2 separate regions of the Homo sapiens genome follow, and region 2 is linked to region 1. A link is an interaction called in ENCODE POLR2A ChIA-PET data of the cell type or tissue named here. Cell type or tissue: Panc1. All regions are shown on one strand.

Region 1 (4,000 bases):
ATGAGTGAGGCAGAAAGTGTAGATATCATTTTGATAAGGGAAGACATGATTAAACTTTTTAAAATATCTTTTCCTATAAATTTGCCACTATGTCTTTATATTTTAGCTGCAAATTCTATTTTAAAATTTAATTTATATCTGGATTGTGGATGTCTGTTGATCTGAAGAGACCCAGGAAGTAATGATTTTGGACGCCATTGATTAGGAATCTGGAAGAAAGATTCTTATGTAGGTGGAAGTCATCTTATAGGGTATGTGTAAGGTATTTTGGTCTTCAGCAACTCACCAAAGCGTGCTGAGCATTACATACTTGTTTGTCATTTTGGTTACCTCTTCTTTGTTTACGTATATGTAACTATAGTTTAAATTATTCAAAATGAGATAGGCACTCTATACATCTTTTAGAAGCAAGATATTAAATAGAAAAAGGTTAGGGCCACCCTAATACTTCTCATTTAGCTTACAGAGTGAGAAAGGAGGGAAAGAAGTAGATGAAAATGGAGTTGGTGTAGTTCCAAGAAATTGCTCTAAGGAGTAAATAAATTGATGCTCCCTTGACAAGCAGTATTAACTTAACATGAAAACTTGTTAGAAATGCAAATTCTTGAGCCCCACCCCAACCCTACTGAATCAGCAGCTTGGGGATGGGACCTAGCAATCCGTTTTAACAAATCCTCTGGGTGATTCTGATGAAGTTTGAGAACCACTAGACTTTCAGGACTCTGATAGTAGCCAGAAGCTCTTTATCTTGACCTTTTATGAGTAGACAGTATAGTTACAAATCTTACTTTTTTTATGATTAGGTCTTTGAAAATATGGTTCATGACTTACTCTTTGTACCTTGATAAATCTTAAAGTTTTGCATTATATTTTTACAGTTCTTTTAATCTCAGGCACAATATTTATAAATATAAATACTACTGTGATGCTCTTGCAAGATACCTTGTTTTCTGCTCCTGTATTTTGTGACTTTACTTTTGCCAAGTTCAACCTTAAAAATTTCTTTGTATGTTTTATAGGAAGTCATTGACATTCAGTTACTATAAAGCAGGGTTGTATTTGTCTTTTTTATGTGGGGGAGGATCTTTTGGTTTTTAAAGTAAGATGGTTCTGTAACCTAGATGGTTAAGAATCATTGTGCAAGTTATTGAGACAGATTTTAAGAAAACATCTGATGATTTTATATTAGAATATTTCTTACTTAAATTGTGAAACTTCTACCTGGTCCCAGCATTTATTTAGTTTAGTACTTATGTCCTTATGTCCTGACAATTATAGTAACCTATTTACTGGAGTTTCTTCTCTGTCTCTTGCTTTTCCAGTTCATTTACCAACTGCTGTTGAGTTATCTTTTTGTTTATGACATTTGATAAGAGCTGATCCTCCCAGAGCATTTGTGGTCATGTATCTGCTTGTCCCTCAAAGCAACCACAATAGAAAACAGCTTTCTCTTATTCTACTGTTTCTTATCATCCAGACTATCTAATCTCTATGCTTGAGTTCTGATTTATTATTGGGGGTTCCCTCTTGCTGAGGCTGTCTTAGTCATAGGCCATTTGAGAAACACCATTGGTTGTATATAGTTCAGTTATATACAGATTAAATAGGATTTTGTGAACTAGGAAGTTAAACACCATAACATAGTTTCTGTGGAAAGATATGCTTCACTTAGTGGATACATACTCTTAAATGCAACCTACTTATAAACTGAGAATAACTGACTGTAGTATGAGATCTGTGTATGAAGAACCAAAAACTTCTGAAATCATTTCATAGTATGGAGCATCGAAACATTCAACCCAGTGCCTTTTGCCTTTTTTGTTTGAGACAGCATGTCGCTCTGTCACCCAGGCTGGAGTTCAGTGGCGTGAACATGACTCACCACAGCCTTGACCTCCTGGACTCCAGGCATCCTCCCACCTCAGCCTTCCAAGTAGCTGGGATACAGTCATGAGCCACCATGCCTGGCTAATTTTTATATTTTTTGTAGAGATGGGGTTCCAGCGTGTTGCCAGGCTGGTCTGGAACTTCTGGGCTCAAGCGATTTACCTGCCTCAACCTCTCAAAGTGTTAGAATTACAGGCATGAGCCACTGTGCCTGGTGCCTTTTGCTTTTTTCTGGGAGTTGCCACAACCCCTGCTTCAACTAATGACTGTTTTAGCCCCTTTCCCAAATTATTTTTGCTTTCATTAGTCAGACCATATGGTAATTATGTATTTTTTATTAAAAATTATTTCTAATTTCTGTTTCATTAATTTTTAGTTTACTGCAACAAGAATTTCCTATTAAACATTGTTACAGACCGGAAGGGGGCAGAGCAGTGGGAGTAGGGTTGTGAATTAGGACAGGACAGTGTGTCTGCACTTCCCTTTTTCAGTTCCAGCCTGATGGTACTGCCAGTGCTGCCATCTCCCCACTCCTTCCCTCAGCCTTTTCAGCATCACAGCACAGCATTGCATTGATCTAATATACTTTTTTGCGAGTTTAGGACACTTCACATAGTATCTCACCTTAAAGATGTTTTGATGAGTACAGACCTGTTTATTCCCATTTCACAAATGAATTGAATTGTGCCTTTACTGTAACATTAACATTATTAGCCTTGTATTATTATTATTATAGATAGGATGGCCATATAATTTATTATCCCAACTGGCATTTTTTCTGAGTGAAAGAGAGTGTTATTAATAATTACATCCAGACAAAGGGTGTAAACGAGGACTGTCCTAAGCAAATGGGCCATATAATCACCTTCGCCATATGGCTTATCAGCCTGCTTCAGTTGTACTTACCTTTATCTTTGTCTTGCTCCCTCACTAAGTTGTTATTAAATTGATCTAAGTTTTGTGCCAAGATTTCTGCTACTGCTAAACACTGGCTCTACCTCAGTTTGGTTTATCAGTCTGAGTCTTTTTGTATTGTATAGCTTGTTTTCTACTAACATGACGGAAACACTCAGCAACTTTCCATTCCTTTTTCTTTTTTGCAGATAAGTGATTTTTTGTCTTTTTTTCCTCTGGAAATAAATTTAAATAGCTTAATAATTTAAATAGCTTAAATTTAAATAGCTTTTAAAATTTTTAAATAAATTTTAAAAGAAAAATAGCTTTTTCTTATATTAAAATAATGTTGACTCTTTCATTGACTTTTAGAATTTTTTTTTCAGTAGCACATTTCTTGGTTTTCCCAAATTTTCTTTTTTTTTTTAAAACAAAAAAATGTCCCCAGCTTTATTGAGGTATATTTAACAAATAAAGATTGTGTATATGTAAGGTATATGATATGGTGATTTGATATCTTTATACATTGTGAAATGATTATTATCGCAGTCTTATCACCTCACATGTCAAAGGGTACAAACTTTCAGTTATAAGATGAAAAACTCTGGGGATCTAATGTGTAGCTAGTTACTATAGTTAATAATACTGTATCATATATTTGAACTTTGCTAGGAGAGTAGATCTTTTGTGTTTTTACCACAAAAACAAAGGTAACCAAGTTTTCATAACTGAAGAATTTTATATAATAGTCTTAAGTTTTCCTATGAACCTATCCAGCATTTAGCCTGCAGGAAGTTCTCCAAGCACTGACTGCTGCAGTCACTGATCACATAGTCTCAGGAGAGAGTTCTGCTCTAGAAAGCTGTTTGGATTGTCGTAAGGTAAAGTGCTAAGCTATATCAGGGAGGTGTAAGGTAAATAGTTCTTATCCTCAGATAACCTCACATTTAATGCTGTCTCACGTTATCTTCAGCAGTACTTTTTTGAGATGGACAGAAGTGTTCTCTCTTATAGATAAGGAGACAGAGGCTTAAGAGAGATTAAGTTATTTAAGTTACATAGTGTGTGTAAGGAGCACTAGGATTAGAGTCCAACTGTTCCAACTACTGTTCATTCTTCATAACATGTTTAGGCATAATTTCCAGTTTGTTTTTTTTTAAATTTTAAAATTTTTAACTTGTATTCAGTTTTGAGCCGTGGAAGCTGAAAGAGGCTCTCT
Region 2 (4,000 bases), 56 kb before region 1:
AGTCACCTCCCATCAGGATCCTCCCCCCACACATGAGGATTACAGTTGGGGGTCAGATTTGGGTGGGGACACAGAGCCAAACCTTATCACCATCTAACTTTTGACGTTATTTTAATATTTTCTTGCTGCTTTGTCTCCCCTGTCGTGTGCTCTTTTTGTATTGCATTCAGATTGACTCATCAGCCTGTAAGTAGGCCAGTAAACTTTTCAATTACTTTTGTGACTCAGAAACTTACCTATAATTCTAGTTAATCTACTTGACTATGTAGTTACTTAATTATGTAATCGACATGACAGCATAGATCTTCCATTTTTGTATAGTTTGTACCAAAAATCTCTAACGAGGATTTCATGGTTTCACTTAGTTGATTTCACAATCTAATGGTTGTGAAACTGTTAATCTTTTTTTTTTTTACCTGCCTGTGGTGAAGAATGCATAGTTTTGTAGAAGGATTATGGGATTGAGTCAGGTGACCTGGGATATTATACCATTTCTTTTATCTGCTTGTCTATTCAATTACAAAACATTTATTGAATACCTTTTTTATTCTGGGTGGTGAGATATTATTACTATGAATTCTGATAGCTTTACACAGTCATTGTGTTAAGTTTTTCATAGGTTCACATTTAATTCTCCCAACAACTCTATGAGAGCAGTAGGTATTATATGTAGTAATTATTTGAGGAAACCGAAGGACTATGTAAGTATCATGCCCATTATCTCATAGATAGTAAAGAGAAGCAAGCCTTCCACAAACATTAGTAATATTCCATCTCATGGATACTTCATAATATATGTAACTATTCCTTGTCATTAGAAACACACTTTAAGTTTTAGCTTTGTAAGTAATGATTCAGCCAGAGTCCTAAGAGGTATACTTGATTGTTCTGGGCCCTCATCGCCCACATTCTGACCTCCTGCCAGTAAATACTATGGGTTCTAGCCACCACATTATGTCTTGAGTTTCTCTGCTTTTTTCTATTTTCATTGCCATCACTCTGGTCTGGGCTACCATTCCCTCTTACTGGGATTCCTGCAGTACCTTCCTAACTTCTTGTTATCATTCTTTACCTTCTGCAGTCTAATCTCAGAAGTACACATAAGATAATTTTCTCCCCCCGCTTTAGAGGCTTATGTAATTATGATAGAATAGAAACCTTTTATGCTGGCCTGCAAATTGCTGCATGATCTGGCCCCTGTCTACCTTTGTAGCTTCATCTGTTTTTACCATTTCCATCTACCCAGCTTCCTTTCTGCTGCTGGAGTATGTGAAACTCTTTCTCTGTTTCTGGGCCCTGGCGCTTGAGGTTTCCCACATCTTGATTGTTCCTTCTCATCTTTTTGCATGTCTGGATGCAGTATATTTTTGGTTTTGTATTTTTTCAGGACTTTTTTTGGTGACTTCCTATAGGAGCAGGCTCTGTCTTTGCTGTCCCTGATAAACATACACGGTATTTTGTTAATTTCCTTTATAATACTTACAACCAGAAATTACATTTTAATATGCTTATTAACTTGTTATCTGTACTTATCCACAGAAATATAAGCTGTAAAAGGATTGGGCCCTTGTACTCATGTAGTATCTAGATAGTACACAGTGTCTCATAGGTAACTACATAAAACTTTTTGGATGAATGCCTTGGTTCATACCTTTTGTGCATAAACCTTCATATATATAAATATATATGTAAATATATATATAAATATATATGTAAATATATATATAAATATATATGTAAATATATATGTAAATATATATATATGTATATATATATCTAATTTTCTTTTTCCCGAGGATAGACAGCCAAATTAGAATTAAGCTAGAGGAAATATTTAATGCATTTTAAACCAGATACGGTAACTTAAAATGTTTTAGAAGTGATTTTTTTCAAAGATCTTAGAATTCTTAAAATTGGTACTTTGTTATTTTTATTTTATTCTTCTCTTGTATACATAGGTTCTCTTATTTTGAACTTGGAAAATATATGCAAGTGTAGACAAGAGAATAAAACAAATTTTACTCTTCAGAAAGAACCATTTTGGTATTGTTCTTTTCTATATGTATATGTAGTATTATTTTATGTAGTTGTGCTATGTTCTGAATATATGTGTCTCCTCAAAATTTATATGTTGAAACCTAAACCTCAAGGTGATGGTGGTACTAAGAGTTATAGCGTTTGGGAAGTGACTAGGTCATAAGGACAAAACCCTTATGAATGGGATTAGTGCCCTTATAAAAGAGGCCAGACGGGGGCTGGGCGCGGTAGCTCATGCTGGTAATCGCAGTTCTTTGGGAGGCCTAGGCAGGTGGATCATCTGAGGTCAGGAGTTTGAGACCAGCCTGGCCAATATGGTGACACCCCGTCTTTACTAAAAATACAAAAATTAGCCCGGTGTGGTGGTGCATGTCTGTAGTCCCAGCTACTTGGGAGGCTGAGGCAGAATAATGGCTTGAACTCTGGAGGCAGAGGTTGCAGTGAGCTGAGATTGCACTGCTGCACTCTAGCCTGGGCAACACAGTGAGACTCCATCTCAAAAAAAAAAAAAAAGCCACTTTTGCCTTTCCCTTCTGTCATGTAAGGATATAGCAACAAGGTGCCACCTGTAAAGCAAGAGAGCCCTCACCAGACACTGAATCTGCTGGTGCCTTTATCTTGGACTTCCCAGCCTTTAGACCTGTAAGCAAAAAAATTTCTGTTCTTTCTAAATTACCCAGTATAAAGTATTTTGTTATAGCAACCTGAGTGGACTAAGACAAGTTGCAATCCTTTTAGATGGAATTTTGCATCTTTTAAAAATCCAACGTATCCTGAGCTTTTTCTTAACTATTGAATGGAAGATATAAATTATTTCCTCATTGTTGGGTAGATTCTCATTGTTGGATAGTTTTCAGTTTTTCTTTAAAAAATATTGTTGTAGACATTTATTTGCCTAAATCTTTTCTCCACTGTGGATTTTAAGGGCAGCTTCCTAGAAGCATACTATTAAGTTAAAAGATATGTATATTTTACGGTTTAAAAAATATCTATTTGTATGTATTTACTGACAGATTGCTTTCTGGAAGGATTGTGTTTTTGAGTGCCCAATAGTGTTTTTATTGAAACAGAATCTTTGGTATTTTCAGTGAAATGTCATGTTTTTATTTCTTTGATTATTTAGAGTATGATTGGTTTCCCTTTTCTGTGTTGTTAAATACACTGTCCCTTGTAACTGGGGGTTGAGATTGCTCCAGCAAAAGATGTGTTAAACTAATGAGAAGATGAAGACTGATTCTTTTCTGACATTCTCTTATGGTGATTCTTGTAAAAATGTGCTATCATGAAAAGGGTTGAGCTTTCTATTAATAATAAGTTAATTGTGGTTTCATTTTTTCCAGTTTTGTAAAGTTTCAGTTGTTGCTAATTTTTTTTCCCCCAATTGTAATTCTACTCCTGATCTTAGCCAAAAGGCCAAGAAGCAATGCCCCCTTGTAATTCTGGTTTTATCTAGAAACCTAGTTTCTTAAATTTCTTTCTTTCTTTCTTTTTTTTTGTTTTTGTTTTTTGAGACAGGGTCTGGCTCTGTCACTCAGGCTGGAGTGCAGTGGTGCCATTGTAGCTCACTGCAACCTCTGCCTCCCAGGCTCAAGTGATCCTCCTGCCTCAGTCTCCCTAGTAGCTGGAGGTGAATTCAGGCATGTGCCACCATACCCAGCTAATTTTTGTATTTTTTGTAGGGACAGGATCTCCCTATATTGCCCAGGTTGGTCTTGAACTCCCAGGCTCAAGCAGTCCTTCTGCCTTGACCTCCCAAAGTGCTGGTATTACATGAGCCACGGTACCTGGCCCATTAGTCTCTTCTTATGGCTTCAACTACTATATGTAAATCCAGGTGCTATCTGTGTGTCTTTTCTTGTTTCCTTTTCTTTCTTTTTTTTTTTTTATTGAGATGGAATCTCCCTCTGTCACCCAGGCTGGAGTGCAGTGGCGCGATCTCAGCTCACTGCAACCTCCGCTGCCT

The links. Peaks named below come from ENCODE experiments on the same cell type or tissue, not always from the same donor. Only the 100,000 strongest peaks of a DNase experiment are listed, where the experiment ranks them.
Region 2: POLR2A ChIA-PET joins it to region 1 with 6 read pairs; 7 of 35 experiments call an interaction of 5 or more read pairs at or near these places.

The regions. Positions count from the first base shown.
Region 1 is chr4:26,934,984-26,938,983 of GRCh38, forward strand. All of the region lies in intron 2 of STIM2 (stromal interaction molecule 2), which reads left to right. Among named protein-coding and RNA genes, the nearest start is that of STIM2, 76 kb to the left of the region's middle. In Panc1, no CTCF peak of the experiment used is centred here; a DNase peak (open chromatin) is centred at 1,918.
Region 2 is chr4:26,878,931-26,882,930 of GRCh38, forward strand. The region is part of intron 1 of STIM2 (stromal interaction molecule 2); the gene reads left to right. Among named protein-coding and RNA genes, the nearest start is that of STIM2, 20 kb to the left of the region's middle. In Panc1, no CTCF peak of the experiment used is centred here; no DNase peak of the experiment used is centred here.